Regions from separate parts of the Homo sapiens genome. Here regions 1 and 3 are each linked to region 2. The links are chromatin contacts, found by Hi-C or POLR2A ChIA-PET in ENCODE. All regions are on one chromosome and are shown on one strand. The core of a region is the stretch at or near the end of the contact, and the rest is flanking DNA. Distances in the headings are between cores, read along the strand shown. Region 1 holds the start of NAP1L1 (nucleosome assembly protein 1 like 1). Region 2 holds the start of CNOT2 (CCR4-NOT transcription complex subunit 2). Region 3 holds the start of KICS2 (KICSTOR subunit 2).

Region 1 (2,937 bases), core at 360-2,859, 5.8 Mb before region 2:
GGTTCTTCCTGAAGATCCATTATTGATGCTATTATGCTCCTTGTATCATTACATCATTGTTGAGAAGGGTGTACAGGAATAGGCTATGAGAACAACAAAGGAATTGTATATGAAAAACTAAAATGAATGAATAAACAGAGTCGTCTGCAGTATAGAGTGGGAAGGCAAATAATTTCAATGAGGTTCTGGAGGGCCAAGGAAAACATTGTATCCCCTAAAACGGAAGATAAAGTTGCTAAATGTGTGGATTACAATAGGGGATTCTAGGCAGTTTGAAGTTTCAATAAATGCAAGATTTAGAGAAGAGGTTCTCAAACTTTGTGGTCTTAGGATTCCTTTACACTCCTTTAAAAGTTGAGGACCCCAAAGAACTTTTATGTGCATTACTGATACTGATATTTATATCAGAAATTAAAAGTGAGAAATTTTAAGAGTATTTCATTTAAAAACAATAAAGCAATCAAATATTAACAAAAAATAATTTTTATATGAAAAATAACTACTCCCCCTTGCCCCCAAATCGAGTTTTTGCAAATCTCTTTAACGTCTGGTTTAACCGCAGATGACTGGATTCTCCTATCTGCTTCTATTTTCAGTCTGTTTCCTTATCACATGTCACGTAGCCTCCGGAAAACCCCACTGTACACTTGTGAGAGAATGAGAATGCAAAAGGCAGTCTTGACATTAATATGGAAATAGTTTTGACCTTCCCCATGAAAGGGTCTGGGGACCCTCAGACCATACTCTGAGAACAACTTTTTGAGTTAGTATTAGTCAATTCATCATCACTTGAAAATTAGCTATGAGGTTTTACAAGCCTGAGGATTTAATGTGATTTACTTTTTCAGAAAGATGAAACAACGGACGTACTGAGTGTCCTCATTATAACGCATCCAGAGAATGCACAAATATGCCATTTTCATCCGTCAAAAGAACTGAAGCCGAACTGACGGACTGTACATCAGTTACGAGGATGTGGCGGGGGGTTGGGGGGCAAAGGATGACGAGCACCCCCTAAAGGCGCGGAGACCCGCTGGCATAGGAGAAGCAAAACTGTCAGAAGAGGCCGCCGAAGTGGTCTAGAGGAAAAAACTGTTTTTCTTAGGCGGGGAAGGAAAACGGTTACCGGGGGCCGGCGAGTTGCAGGAATTAGGCCTTGACAGGGAGCGTCCGCCGTCTAGGCTGCGGCGAGCGAGGGACCAGGCGACTGGCGCCAGCCCTGAGCGTTCCCAGCACAACGCCGAAGGGGGCGGGGCGGGCCGGGCGCCGGGCACGCGGGCCAGGCCTTCCCCACAACTGATGGGGTTGAAATTTCCTTTCCGGCTCAGCAGGGAGAAAAGATATGGTGGGGTGCTTAACAGAGGAGGTTAGACACCGGCGGGAACCAGAGGAGCCCAAGCGCGGCGCCTGGGCCTCGGGGCTGCAGGAGTCCTCGGTGGGGGTATGGAGGTCGCCGGGGAAGGAGGACGGTTCAGTTGCTAGGCAACCCGGCCTGGACCCGCCTCTCGCTCGCGTTGCTGGGAGACTACAAGGCCGGGAGGAGGGCGGCGAAAGGGCCCTACGTGCTGACGCTAATTGTATATGAGCGCGAGCGGCGGGCTCTTGGGTCTTTTTTAGCGCCATCTGCTCGCGGCGCCGCCTCCTGCTCCTCCCGCTGCTGCTGCCGCTGCCGCCCTGAGTCACTGCCTGCGCAGCTCCGGCCGCCTGGCTCCCCATACTAGTCGCCGGTAACGGATGGGGGCCTGGAAGGGAAGGGGGAACGTGGTGTTGGCTGGGCGGCCTGCGCAGATGGGAGGGCCGGAGGGATGGAGGGACTGGGAGCCGGGAGTCGGGGCCGCTGGCCGCCCGTGGCCTCCGGGGTCGTCCTGTGAGGTCGGACAGGACCGCGGAGTCCGGACCCCGGAGCCTGAGAGGGGCCCCGGGGCCGACCAGCGCTTTTATCGGGGACGGCTGAGGCGACGTAGGGGTTGGCGCGGCCTGGAGGCCTAAGGTTCTCTGAGCTCCACCGTCTTTTCCGCGTGGACCGGAGCGAGGCCGCGGTGACGCCCGGGTGCCCTGAGACTCGGCTGCGCCGCGAGGACCGGGAGGCCCCCGGCGTACGGGCCGGGCCGAGTGCAGAGCCGGCCGCCTCTTGGACACCCCCCTGCTTTTCCCTCAAAAATAATACCAGGAGGGAGGCCGCTGGGAGATGAAAAGAACGGCGGAGGCTGCGAATTCCGACGGGAGGGAGGGGCTGTGGAGGGACGAGTCCCCGAGGCGGGGAGGGGGCGGGGGAGGCTGCGACGCTCCCGGGCTCTCCGCCCATTGGGGGCGGCCGCGCGGGGAGGGGAAACCCCCGGCGGCTTCGCTCCACACGTGGTAATGGGCTTCATGGCCACTGGCTGGGCCTGGTTGGAGACCCTTGCCCTCGGTCTGTGCTTACTTTGAAAGTTGTAGAGACGGTGGAATGTGAAAAGGAAGGGTAAGCGAGTAAGCCCTGTCCCTGGGTTTCAAACTCTTCCCTGCTTCTCTTTGGTCTTAATCTTTTTATTGGTACCAGAGATTGTGGATGTTAGCTGATGATAAGGAAGGGCCTCCACTGCTAGTATTTTAAAAAGTTAACGCGTATATAGCGCTTATATTAACTGTTATTAGCAAAAGGTTGTTATTGTGTTTCCCAGGTACTGTTAGATGGGTGTCTTGATCAGGGTTTTTTATTTGGGGAGTATTGATCCTGATCGATCTAAACCCCTAAACCAAGCTTGTCCAACCCGCGGCCCAGGACGGCTTTAAATGTGGCCCAACACAAATTCATGAGGTTTTTTTTTTTTTTTTTTTTTTGGAAAAAAAAGCTCATCAGCTAGTTAATGTATTTTACGTGTGGCCCAAGACAGTTCTAGTGTGGCCCAGGGAAGCCAAAAGATCGGACCACCCCTGCAAACGGTTCTTAGATGAAAA
Region 2 (2,700 bases), core at 98-2,597:
CTTTTTACCATTTCGCCAAGAACTAAGGGTTCAAAGCAGTGTACTTAATTATGAGGAATTGCCCAAACGATTTTAAAAGGAGTGGGATTCTCTGACCAAGACTTTTATGAAAATGAAACAAAATATGTTGCACTCAGTCTTCCGGATGTTGAAAAGTGAAGATGTCTCCAAGGATTCGAAGGAAGTTGATGTTTAGGTTCCCTCTGAGAGGGTGGTACCCTTAATGTAAGACTTTTGTGGTAGTAATACCGTACCTACAGGCCTGGAATAAATATAAGGTCTAAAACCTTGGAAATACTTTGTATAAAAGAAAACTCCAATTCTCTTTTGCTAAGGACCACAGTTACCAAGAGTTATCAGCTTTCACCCGGACAGACAACAGTGCTTCAATGAAGAACTACAAAGGCCTCTTTTAACCCTACTCTTTTCTTCTGTTAAACTTTTAAGCGAGACCTACGACAGCAAAAGGTGGAGAGGCCCCTGCGGAAGTAGAAACCCAGGACTTGCAACTTCACAGACAGAAGCGTCTGTGGTTCCTCCGCCGCCCCAGGATCATCCGGACTCAGTCTACGACACTACGGAAGCTTCACCTTCCTGGTGCGGTGGCAGAGGCGGCATCGCAGTTGCATTCCTTCTCCCTCCACCATGCACAGCCTTCGGTATCCCAGGGCCTGCAGGATCCTGACACCCGTTAGCCAGTCCAGTGTCTCCCATCTGACACTTGCAAACACACTAACAGAAATACACATAACTGGCAGATGATATACGTGTATTGAGAGAAGGTAAGAAGCCACAGACAGCACCAGCTGCCGGGAAGGCGGCAGAGCCGTCTAAAGCGGGCTCGAGCTCGTCGGCCACGGCCACGGCCGCTGCCGCCTTCTCTTCTCCCCCAGGAAGCAGCGCGGCGGCAGCGGCTCCTCCGCGCTGGCGGGAGCCTAGGGGAGTGGAGTCTGGGGAAGCCCCACCACTCGCGGATGGGACCGGGCCTAGGATCTGGAGCTGCTGCTGCTGCAGCGGCCCGAGTACAGCGACGCTTTACGTCCGGTCCACCACCACCCCCATACACACCCCCTCCCTCCCTCCACCGCCGCCACCCCCCTCCCCGCCCGCTCCGCTCTCCGTCTCTCGATTGGAGCCGAGACAAAAGCAACGGGAAGCGGTGGGCCGGGACGCTACCGGCGGACCCTGGGCGCGACCGGACCGGCCCCGGGGCATTCCCCCGCCTTGCGGGGGCCCCGAATCTGCCGCCCCCGCCGCGCGCCCCGCTGCCAGACTTCCGAAAATTTACCAAAAACTCACCGCATGAATTTTCTTGTCCCGCGGATCCAAGATGGCGACGTATCCACCGCGGAGGCTGCTGGGAGCAAGACCTTTACCCTCTGACCGCCGCCGTGACCCCCGTCGCTCCGGCTTCCCTCCAGGCGGCAGCGGAAGGTGGGAGCGACGACTGCAAAACGGCAGCGATGGGGTGGGTAGGCAGGCCGCTTTCAGCGCGCTTCTAACAAGGTGGAGAGAGGCGCTTCACTTCCCTACCGCCCTTACCGCCGCTCCGTCTTGTCTCCCACCGACTCACAGGGAGGCTTGCTGCTCCTCCGCGGCCGTTACAGAGAGCGGGGCTTCTGCGGCCGCTACCGTTTCCCTGGGGCTAGGTTGCTTCGCAGAAGGCTCTGGCCCTGAGTCCGAGGGGGACTGCGGGGTCCAGGGGCGATGAATGGTGAGGTGGCTTCAGTCCGCCCTCCCCGGGGACGCTGAGCGTGTTCGTGTTCGTGTTTGTGTTTGTGTTTGTGTTGGACACCCCCGCCCCCGCACGTCCGCCTCGTCACTCCTCCCCTCCTCACTCCCGCCACCTGGAGCGAATCTGATCGTGTCCCTGTTTCCTCCCTCAGCTCCCGCAACCTCCGGAGCTTGTGCGCGTACTTCAGGGACCGGCACCACGTCACCGTCACCTCCTGAGTAGTGAGTTCCCCTCTGATGAAACCACTGGTGTGTTTACTCACCATCCCCACCATTTTTTTTTCCCCAACCTGATGGAAGGAAGTACATAATGGAGAGCAAGTTTTTAAAGCACGGTCGTGTCGTGTGAACTTGCTCTAGCCAAATTAGGTTTATAGCACTTTTTTTGGCTCTCATTACCTCCAGTCCCCACATAAACAAGAGTGACCAGCTGGGTCATCCGCAAGACCGTTTGAAATTATTGTGGCTTGGGTGGAAACTTAAAGGAGTGAAGTATCTGCTTTCCAGAAAAATCGTTGTCATTCAAAGTGAAATTAAACTTGTTTTCTTTGCAATAATTCGCCTTTATTTCCTTGTATATCTGTAAACTCTTCACTTTTTTGTAATTACTAGACAATTCGGACTTAAAAAGAGCCTCAGCATGTGTATTTTGGAATTGTGTAGCTTCATAATGTGAAAATTATTCTTTTCTATTTGAGTAAAGTACAGTTAATTTGAAGTAAATAAAATTTCTATTTCCATTGGTTGTTTCTTTTAAAAAGTCACCTTTTACTTACAAAAGAATCACTGTAATCCAGTTTACATTTATCATTGAAGGTCAAAAGCAAGAAATAGGAAGAAACACAAGCATACTATAAAATAAAAGGTAACTGTCATGTTTTTGAAGGTAAGGTGTTTTGACATATCAGCAGACATTGTGTGAATTTATTTCAACTCCTAGTGGTACTGGTGTAGGTAGAAAATGTT
Region 3 (2,810 bases), core at 258-2,757, 6.0 Mb after region 2:
TCCAGCCTGGGGGAAAGAGTGAGACCCTGTCCAAAAACAAAACAAAATAAAACAACCAAAAAAAAAAAAAACTGCCTTGTATCATTGTTAACAGGGTTGATCTTATCCAATTACATTCTTGAGTATAGGGAACAGGTGCACAATACCTATTCATTAAAATTAGATTAGTGGGATTTCCTTTAAAAGGTAGTGATGATGGCAGAACAGCTCTAGTTTGAGAAAAAACGAAAATAGGCAATTCTCTCATTTGTTCAACAAACATGGCTGCGCCGTCCAATATGAAAAGATTATAACTGTAAGTGAACCCTACTGTACCCTAGGGATCTCACCACTTGGGGAAAGAGATATGTAAATATATGCGATTAAATAGTGTGACTAAGAAGCATAAAATAAGTATGCACAAAGAAGAAAGGAAAAAACTATTGAGTAGTGGGTAGTGTTTCAAAGTAGTGGACATACAAGTATGAGCCGGGTTCATGGGGTTTCTTAAATGCCAAAGGAACTTGTAATTATTCTAAATGACAACGTGCACAATTTACATTAATGTATTCTTCATTCTGGCCAGGGGTGGTGGCTCACACCTGTAATCCCAAAACTTTGGGAGGCTGAGGTGGGAAGATTGCTTGAGCCAGGAGTTTGAGACCAGCCTGGCTAACATGGTGAAACCCTGTTTCTATTAAAAATACGAAAATTAGCCAGGTGTGGTGGCGCTGGCCTGTAATCCCAGCTACTAGGGAGGTTGAGGCAGGAAAATCGTTTGAACTCGGGAGGTGGAGGCTGCAGTGGGCCGAGATCTCACCACTGCACTCCAGTCTGGGCGACAGAGCGAGACTCCGTCTCAAAAAAAAAGAAAAAAAAAAGATAACTTTTTAAGGAAGGTTAATGCAGTTTGGGCCAGGGGCTCTACTTATTAGTTGCAGGGCTAACACAGACCCGGGAGAACTAGAACGGGATACAGGTGAGAGTTAACCGGTGGTGTGTGATGTGATGAAAACTAGGCAATGGGAAGGAGATCAACCTTTACCCGTCAGTCTTCTAATCTCAGCAAATCACTTCCATGAGTTGGTGTAGAAGGTGTCAGGGCTGACTAGGGTCCCTGCTGTGAGTGTGGGCACAACTCCAGGCACTTCCCCATCTCCCAGCCGGCCCAGCGAGGTGCCTGGAGAGCCCAGGCCAGATGTTCTGGCCAGGGCTGACGTCACGTTTGCATGACGTCACCAGCGCTGACGAACCACACAGAGAGGGGCCTGTCAGCTCACCTCAGAGCGCAGGCAACTTCTTAGAGCGGGGAACTGGCCGCCTCCTATTCTACCTTGACGGTCCGAATAGTCAGAGCTACAGGAGCCGAAGCGCCGAAGGAGCTCAGCAACCGCTACCTCCCTCTTTCCTTGGCCCTTATCCGCGTCTTCTCTAAGGCCCAGGAGCGGTCCCGGCAGCGGCGCGCTCACGAGTCCGCCGGTGGAGGCGGTCACGCGCACGCACGCTTGTGCGCAAGCCCGTTCCCTCAGAACCCGGAAGTGCGAGGCCGAGGAGAGCCACGTGGGTCGAGCTGGGGCGCAGCTCGCATGGGGGAGTCTATCCCGCTGGCCGCCCCGGTCCCGGTGGAACAGGCGGTGCTGGAGACGTTCTTCTCTCACCTGGGTATCTTCTCTTACGACAAGGCTAAGGACAATGTGGAGAAGGAACGAGAGGCCAACAAGAGCGCGGGGGGCAGCTGGCTGTCGCTGCTGGCGGCCTTGGCGCACCTGGCCGCGGCCGAGAAGGTCTATCACAGCCTCACCTACCTGGGGCAGAAACTAGGTACCTCCGCCCCGCCCCCCGAGCCCCTTGAGGAGGAAGTAAAGGGGGTATATTCCCCAGTCGGCAGTGGCTTGGGTTTCCCGTCTCTGTGTCACTTCTAGTCGCAGGCTCGACTCGGCATTCCCAGATCTCCTCCCACCGTTCCTTTCCTTCCCTGGGCTTCCACAAGCCCCGCCCACCGGCCTGCGCTGCTGATAGATTGGCGAACTGGGTAGATGCTCTTTGCAGGGCTGTGACCCAAACCGAAGGGTTTGCCCTTTTGCCTCGTGCATGGATTGATGCCATAAATGAGAAGTTAACCAAACTATGTCTTCATTGTTTTAATTAGTGACGCTGCAGCCAGAAGAGCAAAACTTTGCAAAACAACCTAGTTCTATTACTGAACACTGTTGTGTGGCCTCTTAAGGTTAAGGCCCGAGAGTCACATTTAGAGTCCTACCCCGTCTTCATAGTCCCCCAATACATATTTAATGACTAAAGTAATAAATGAATATTGGGCAGGAAAGGCAAGAAATATGCCTAACACTAGCAAGAAGAGACTTAAGGGGAAAATGGTAAACACTCTTAGCACTTCATGTACATCTTGCCTCTGAAATAAGATTCAAGAGCTGATTCAACTGATTTTTACTAGTAGAAGCAATAAGTATAAGTAGATGAGAAGGAAATAATAGATGTAAAAGGCATGGAATATGCATACAAAATAATATTACTGCTTAATTATGACAAATAAATATATTTGAATCCTAGGGGTTTCAGAGTCAGTACTTTGACCTGTTTTAGACTCTTCAATTTTCAGAAGCGTGAGGTCTGATGTGAATGAAGGACACGTATATAAAATACAGAGAATAGAAATGTAAAATTGGTGTAGATTTCATTTTGATCCACCCCCCCCCGTTCCCTAACCAGCCCCCTACTTTCCTTATATTGCCTGAAGGTGACCATGTACATCTTATTGAGCTTTCAGTAAACACTCAAGAGACAGGGCTTCCTGAGTTCGTAATTGCTGTAGC

What was found. Hi-C counts contacts between places; a loop is a spot of excess contacts on that map. ChIA-PET counts read pairs that join two places held with the same protein, here RNA polymerase II (POLR2A). Pooled maps may share reads with other maps.
Region 1: a loop to region 2 is called in a map of naive thymus-derived CD4-positive, alpha-beta T cell, with 13 times the contacts of the local background. The contact joins the promoter of NAP1L1 here to the promoter of CNOT2 in region 2. A Hi-C loop is called at or near these places in 1 of 168 maps with a recorded cell type or tissue (naive thymus-derived CD4-positive, alpha-beta T cell), 1 of 37 single-sample maps with no recorded cell type and 8 of 50 pooled maps. POLR2A ChIA-PET finds 5 or more read pairs at or near these places in 1 of 52 experiments (activated CD4-positive, alpha-beta T cell).
Region 3: a loop to region 2 is called in a map of gastrocnemius medialis, with 10 times the contacts of the local background. The contact joins the promoter of KICS2 here to the promoter of CNOT2 in region 2. A Hi-C loop is called at or near these places in 2 of 168 maps with a recorded cell type or tissue (gastrocnemius medialis and naive thymus-derived CD4-positive, alpha-beta T cell) and 7 of 50 pooled maps.

What each region holds. Positions count from the first base shown.
Region 1 is chr12:76,083,357-76,086,293 of GRCh38, reverse strand. NAP1L1 (nucleosome assembly protein 1 like 1) reads left to right here and starts at 1,609. Exons shown (of 15, transcript NM_004537.7): 1 at 1,609-1,727. LOC124902970 (a long non-coding RNA gene) reads right to left here and starts at 1,209. Exons shown (of 2, transcript XR_007063379.1): 1 at 1,127-1,209; 2 at 1-83. RefSeq lists silencers at 1,175-1,334, 1,775-1,854, 1,995-2,044, 2,115-2,174, 2,225-2,294 and an enhancer at 1,338-1,879.
Region 2 is chr12:70,242,080-70,244,779 of GRCh38, reverse strand. CNOT2 (CCR4-NOT transcription complex subunit 2) reads right to left here and starts at 1,347. Exons shown (of 16, transcript NM_014515.7): 1 at 1,300-1,347. PRANCR (progenitor renewal associated non-coding RNA) reads left to right here and starts at 1,420. Exons shown (of 5, transcript NR_120460.1): 1 at 1,420-1,468; 2 at 1,887-1,956; 3 at 2,551-2,599. RefSeq lists enhancers at 618-757, 1,488-1,687, 862-2,061 and silencers at 1,058-1,317, 1,389-1,928.
Region 3 is chr12:64,220,993-64,223,802 of GRCh38, reverse strand. KICS2 (KICSTOR subunit 2) reads left to right here and starts at 1,507. Exons shown (of 3, transcript NM_152440.5): 1 at 1,507-1,800. The coding sequence starts at 1,566. LOC124902952 (a long non-coding RNA gene) reads right to left here and starts at 1,454. Exons shown (of 2, transcript XR_007063347.1): 1 at 1,260-1,454. RefSeq lists enhancers at 1,054-1,113, 1,194-1,383, 1,534-1,623, 1,105-1,699, 1,734-1,793 and 1 more.